Linked DNA regions of Mus musculus: region 1 is linked to region 2. The links are chromatin contacts, found by Hi-C in ENCODE. All regions are on one chromosome and are shown on one strand. Each heading gives the region's core, a stretch centred on a gene start or an enhancer-like site at or near the end of the contact. The rest is flanking DNA. Distances are from core to core; before and after follow the strand shown.

Region 1 (3,502 bases), core at 466-2,965, 3.3 Mb before region 2:
AACATAATTAAAATGTGAGAAATGTTTCTAGCACATCAGTAACATAGACACTTTTAAATAATGTCTGAGGAAATGCAAGCTCAAACTTACAAATAGCCTTTTACACAAACAACACTCAGAGGTGCATTTTCTCCTTAATGCATGTACATAACTTCCATTAGCGTTCTATGCCTCAGTGTTTAGCTTTTATTTTTATGTCTGTTATATAAATCTGACTCTTGACACTTTAATGGAAAGATCTTAGTTCGTAATGACATCATATCAAATTTGAAGTAGAGGTGGTTGGATTGCTTAGAAAACTCCCATCTGAGAATGTTCCTCTGTAATTCTGAAGAAAGTTTTTCTCAAAGCTCTGACAATCTGTTTAACACGGGGTCCTCTCTATGCCAAAGGTCCTGATGCTGTCTTTATCCCTCTACATGGCTCTTGAATGAGACTTTATAGCCAGGTGAAGGGAATTGGCTTGGAGAAATCCAATCCCACTTAGTAGCTGAAGGGCCCTACTGAAGAAAATTTTTGGAAGCCATTTTGTCTTCTGTGGAAAGCTGCTGAGGTGGGCCTGGAGATATGGCTAAGTGGGTGAGGGCTTACTGTGCAAGCAAGAGGACCCAAGTTTGAATTCTCAGCCCTCATGTAGAAGCCTGGCATGAATGGGCATGCCTATTTCCCCAGCGTTGGAGAGCAGAGATAGGCAGCTTCCCAGAGCGAACTGGCTAGTCAGTCTAAAAATAAAATAAAATAGATTGAGCTTCAGAGTCAGTGGAGGACCAAAAGGGTTCTAATGCTCTTCCCTGGCTTCCACATGAATATACACCTGTACATGCACCACCTATACACACCCATACTCATACACAACACACACACACACACACACACACACACACACACACACACACACACACGAGTCCAAACACACACAGATACACAGAGACACATGTATGACAAAGGAGCTGAGGTGCTTTATGGATCGGAATAAGAAGGAACAGGTATAGAAATGACAGCAGTTCAGTGTTTATTTGTGGGTGTGCATGTGTGTGTGTAAATGCATGTGTATAGATGTGTAAGAGAGGACAGAACTTGATATAGAGTGTCATTTTCCATCACTCTCCAATCCAGAGTCTCTCACTGAATCTGGAGGTCACCTATCTGTCTAGGGTGGCTGACCAGCAAGTCCTAGAGAGGCTGTCTATGTTTCCCCAATGCAAGATTGCACATGTGTGAAACTGTCTGCTGTTGTGTGGGTGCTGGGAATTAGAATGCATATTCTCATTCTTATGAAACAAATATTTTACTAACACAACCACCCCCTAGTCTCCCTCCTGGGCTTTCTTATGTGGTCCTGGAATCATAAAAAGTTGGGTATAACCATAGGTCTTTGGTTTTTTTCCTCACTTCTTTTTTTCTTTCTTCTTTCTGTCTTTTTTTTTTTTTTTTTTTTTTAGATTTCTATGACAGGAGGCTGGCTCTTGCTATAAGTGGAAATCTGAAACCCAGCATCTTCCTAGCTTATCTTTATTCCTCTCCCAGCACATTTGCTTTTAGTACGGCAATGATGAATTAATGCATGCCTTTGACCTTCATGCTGAATTGTCCCCCTGAATTTTTATTCTTCTAATTTATTCACTGGATTATATAGAAACTGAATATTTTAATTCCAGAATGATATTATTTCTCTAAGTGTAAAGTGCAATGGATCTCCCTGGGATCATAGGGTATTCAGCTGAATCTGTTGGGGAGGAGGAAGCTGAATCTCAGGACTGAAATTACCCACTCAAGACAGATTTAGTTTCAGAGGCGTAATGGGTCACACAGACGCTCCTTCCAATTTAAAATTCCCATGTTTTCTTCCTTTCTATTTTTCTCTCCCCTTTTCTACTTTCTTTCTATTTAATGGGAAAAATTTACAATGTAGAAGACACAGTTATAAACTGAAAATATTCTTCTATAATTTCATGTATATATAATGGAGTATGATCATATCCTCATCCTCTTATCTTCTCTTATTCCATTCTACGAAACTGCTTCTTCCCAACTTCCATGTGTTTCCTTTATGTGTGTGTGTGTGTGTGTGTGTGTGTGTGTGTATGTGTGTTATTTTCCTTATTTACATAGGTTGCTTCTACACGTATTCATGAGGGTTATTTACTTGAGCAAGAACACTTACCAATAGTTACACCACTAGCAAATATGACTCTCCTCTCCCACAACCATTAACTGTCTACTGCTCCTCGATGAGTGGTGATGTCTTGTGAGCCCTTTCTCCTTGATGGAATGTTGATGGGCACAGTCTTGTGCAGGTTCTGTTGCCACTGAAGCCATAAGTTCATGGACACAATAGTCATGCCCACAATAGAGTTTTACAGTAATCCTTTTTATTCTCCATCTCTAATAGTCTTCTCTCCACCTCTTCTACAATGATCCCTGAATCTCAGAGGAAGTGATAGAGAAGAACACTCAACACTCACATTTAGTATTTTTGTTTCTATATTAACCATTGCCCCAGAAAACATAAACATCTCTAGTTAAGGCTGAAAGCAGGGCTAATGTATATGTATAAACATAAATATCCAGAAGGCAATTAGGCACCACATCTATTTAGCAAAACAAGAATCACAGGCTCCTCCTAAGTCCTACGACCTCCCAGTCATGGATTTTAACCAGTTTGCAGTATCAGACATGAGTCCTTCCTGAGGAGTGGGTCTGAAATCCAGTCAAAATGTGGTGGGTTATCCTCGTAATAGTCATGCCACTATTGCTTTAGTGAGCACATTTTGACTGACAGCTTGGAGTTATAGCTTGCAAGGTTTGTGTTTGAATTTGATTATTGATGACTTTTTTCTCCTAGTCTTGCACAGTCCCATCTGGTACTATGAAAGGTATCCAGCAGGAAGGAAGCTTATAGTTCAGCTCTAGCTTGATTTTGCTATGTCCTGAAACCAAAGTATAGGATTTCTTTAGCAATAGGGTCTTTTCACATTTTCATAGGTAACTACAAGCAATGACAATCTTCTTTATTGTTTGGGGGAGCCTCCAGTGTCTCCCTGACCAACTCATAAGGAGGTATTCTACACCTCACACTGAATTTTTGTTTAATAGCACATGGCTTCTGGGGATCCATTGCCTACCTATGCAGAGTACTTCTCTTTAAACTCCTTTTAAAGATATGTTTTAAAATGGCTTAAAAAATAGCTGCCACATGGCTTTGTCATATAGCCTTTGATTTTTTTGATTTCTACCACAAGATCTGACCTGATCCCCACATATGCCTTTACACTCCTTGTATTCTTTCTTTCTACTTTCATATCACATGTATTCTACTAGCCTCTCTCTCTCTCTTAACCCATTCATAGCACCTTTCTAGGCTCCTGGCCTTTTTATAAGCACTACAAATTAAATGCATATGTTGAAAAATCTGAAGCTAGAGTCTACATATCAGCAACAATATGTGGCAGTTGTTTCTCTGGGGCTATTCTGGCTGATTTCATTTCCTAGTATTGTAAAG
Region 2 (3,629 bases), core at 357-2,856:
TGCTCAAATTCTTCCGAGGGGCTTATTAGAAGGGACTGTTGTCTGACTGTATGGCAGAAGAACAGGGAAAGGAGGAGCCAACTAGAGGCAAATGATGTTGCTAGCAAACTGAAATGCTCAATATACTTATTATATGAAAGTGATTATTCAAATGCTTCAAATACCCACCAGTCTGTGTGGGCCTTGGAGGGACAGGGGGAGAGATAAGTTTCCCACTGTCCGACATGTTCTTGGCTTCTTTCCCACTGTCCAGGCTCCAGCTGCTAGGGGTGGGATTCACAGCTGGAAGGGAATAACACAGCTAAACACACAAGAGCCAGCTTTGCCTTTCAAATGCTTGAGATCTTAGGAGTCTGGCAGAATTATCCAGAACGTAGTCAAAAAGACCACAAAACCTTAAGCAGTAACCAAGCAGGACACTTCCCCAATATTAAACCTCTCTCTAATTGGTTACCTAACAGAGCTGACATTTAATTGAGTAACAGCAGGTCTCTTTATTTCCCTCAAGCTGTCAAACAGAACTGCAAATCTCTATGCCAGGGAGTAGCAACCTGCTGAGAATTCCAAATGTGTTTAGATGCTGAGAAATAGATGGAAAATATAGTCATCAGCCTATTTGTAGAAATGTCTGAACAAATGGCCATCTAAAGGAGGTGATGAGGCAAAGGGCACTCTCTTATTTCAACTGTGTGGCAGAAGTACCAAGGACAGGGTTGAGGGTGCCACACTGACCAGTCCTGTCAGGAAAGGATGAGTTCCAAATGGACAGATTACACTAAGTAAGTCCTGAGAAAACCACTTGGACTGCTGATAACGTCATTGTTACTTTGCAATCCATCTGCTCCAGGCATCACGGTGTAGGAATATAGACAGCTCTGCTAGGAAGCAGGGCAGGACACACAAGGTTATGAAACACTCCACAATGAAGTTTCTAATAGTAAAACCAGCGTTCCCGCTTGCTTCCCGTGCAGATACTGCCATCTGACGGACGCAGTGAGAATTGCCACGTTTTATTCCTCCAAGTTACTGCTTTGATTTAATGGGGTGGAAATATTTTAAACATTATTTTTTTTTCTCTATTTCTTTTATATTTGCTGGGTAGTTTTCTTTAGTAAAGTTGGTAAAAATAACAGCACATCCCTAGTTTCTCCTGGTGAAGATCAATGCTTGACTTACAACATTAAAGCTAATTCCATGCTTTAAAATAATTTTGGCTAGGCCCTCACTAATTTTCATCTCCCTTTGGGAAGTTTTAATGTTAATCTATCAGTGTACCAAAATGGTAATACAGCCTAGTTCTTAATGGGGGCAATTAAAGTGCACTTTACTGGGACATTTCATTAGTGAGTCTTGATTCATTAGCCTGCGAGACTGCTATTTTTGAGGCCTGACCCTGAGAGGCAAACGGGTGACTTTGCAAGTCCCTGCACCCACAGTGGAGGAAGCGACATTTAATCTGCTCTTCCTGGTCTGTGTGTTGCTAATTGGCTTCTTAGCTCTATGCATGCATTTGGTGTGTGCATCTTATTTGTGTGTGCTTGACCTTGAGGCGGGCCCCACTCCATTATGCGTCTGATCGCAATGCTTGCATGGCATTTAATGGTACAAGAGCCTGTGTGAGTGACCACCAACAACAGTTGAGCTGGCTGAATATGAGCTTTGTGAAGGAGACAATGGATGGGGTCTGTGGAATCAATCTGAGGAGTAGCTACTTTCATTGTGTGAACTAGTGGCTTAATTGGCAACTTTGCTTCAGGGAGAGCAGGCTTGGCCTGGGCTCGCTGAACAACAGAAAGCCATTACACAAAGGAGCTTCTAATTTGCTCAGAGCTTAGGAGTTTATGGAGAATGGATCATGATAAACTGCCTTTCACTAATTGCCTAAAGATCACACTCACCCTGATCATTAACAGTCTAGAGCTCTACCTGCCACACGGCACACAGAAGACTGGGGGAAATGAGGACACAACAAACCCTGACACATTCTAGGACCTACAAGGGGTGGATGACTGGTACCCACCTTTCTCAGGTGCAGAAAGGTTGGGGTCACTTCGAGGCAAGGCCCCATCTCCAATATGATTAAACAGCATCCTCTGGAAAGGGAGAAGAGTCCATTTTTATGATATAATATGCTGAGGTAGGATGCCTTTTAGAAAATGAGATGGTTATCTCCTTATGAAACTCTTTGCTCAAAACATTTTCTATATGGTATAATGAGCCTAGGAACAAATAATTAAACTCTATTTAAGGAGAAAAGGGGAAACAGAGTCTTAGGTTTTCTGAAAGAAACATAATAAGAAATGGTGTTTTACATTAAATATAAATGGTAAATAATTACTCATAATAAACATAGGGAAAATTAATAGTAAGAATTCGCTAGGTATGATGTTCTTTACAAGTGTATACTGCTAGACTGGCAGTATGACATGAATAAGAATGAAAGGAGAAATATTAATTTAAAAACCTACTATATAGACAAACTTATAGTTCAAATACTATAATAGACAAAAATGAGCTAATGAATATTCTATAATTTTAACCTACAAAATTACCAATATTACATAGCTCTACCTAACTCATGAAAAGAAAAAGTGGAAACCTACAGCATTATACATTATTATAATTTTGGTAACATATATACTGATTCAAATTTTACCCAAGACAGATAACTCAGGACTAATCAAGGAAGCCTTTCAGAGTTTCCCATGCTGGCACATGATCTCTTAGAGCAGATGAAACAAACTGAAATCCCCTTGCAATGCCAGTGACAACGGGAAATAAAATTGGTTAGCTGGTTCAGGCAAACGCACTCAGAAATCATTTCTGCAAGACATCAGTGCTGCGCAGAGGAGGTATCCTGGGCCTTTCGGGAAGATCACACAATCAGCAAAGATAAACCAATCAAGCCAAATCCCACTCGCTCTCATCCAATTCCAGATGCAGCTACAGACTTCTGCCAGGATGGTGTAGAAAAACAGAGAAATTAGCTGGAGCAGAAACAAGGAGTTTTCTCTGCTCTTAAAATTAGTCCCAAATAAACTGTGAAAAAAACTCAGGGATACAACACGAATCTTCAACTTCGTACCCACCCTCCAATGCACATACGTTGCCCCTGGACTGGGCCTGTGGCCCATGCTCACTCAGGTTTTTGAAAGCGAGGTTTGAGTGACCGGCGGAACCACATTCCCTAGCTCGTATGACATCTCCAGGACACAGCCCCTTTCCTGGTAATCCATGGAAGATCAATGGCAAAGGCAAACAGATTGCACCTACATTCTTGGGGAAAGGAGTCAGCTGCAGCTCTTCCCAATAGCTATGGACAAACAGGAAGGTCTGGGCAGAAGCAGGAGTCTTCCCCTAAATTCAGTTGTTCTTCCCTCCCCAGACTTCTACTCATACACATGCAAACACACACACAGATGGTTTATTCACTGGCTTTTCCTTGGAATGTTGTTGTAGCAGCCATGAACCAGGTTGAGATCAAGGGCCAGGCAGTCCCTCTCAGTTTCACTGTCAGGGCTGTGACCCAGATATCCCTCTAGAACAGTGGTTCTTTAATCTATGGATCCTGGCCCTATTGTGGGTCACATCAGATATCCTACTCAACCTGTGGGTACCATCAGATATCA

Evidence for each region. A loop is a pair of places that touch in the nucleus more often than their neighbours do.
Region 1: a map of left cerebral cortex shows a loop between it and region 2 (4-fold over the local background). The contact joins two enhancer-like sites. A Hi-C loop is called at or near these places in 4 of 37 maps with a recorded cell type or tissue (left cerebral cortex and v-Abl transformed pro-B cells).

The regions. Positions count from the first base shown.
Region 1 is chr12:44,099,510-44,103,011 of GRCm38, reverse strand. No RefSeq gene overlaps it. Among named protein-coding and RNA genes, the nearest start is that of Dnajb9, 110 kb to the left of the region's middle. Within about 2 kb of position 1,715, at least 1 of the 3 ENCODE cell types and tissues checked has a DNase peak (open chromatin) inside an H3K27ac peak, as active enhancers do; it is left cerebral cortex, where a contact is called at or near this core.
Region 2 is chr12:40,835,094-40,838,722 of GRCm38, reverse strand. Dock4 (dedicator of cytokinesis 4) reads right to left here. Exons shown (of 53, transcript NM_172803.2): 50 at 2,021-2,093; 51 at 169-282. Among named protein-coding and RNA genes, the nearest start is that of Immp2l, 190 kb to the left of the region's middle. Within about 2 kb of position 1,606, at least 1 of the 3 ENCODE cell types and tissues checked has a DNase peak (open chromatin) inside an H3K27ac peak, as active enhancers do; it is left cerebral cortex, where a contact is called at or near this core.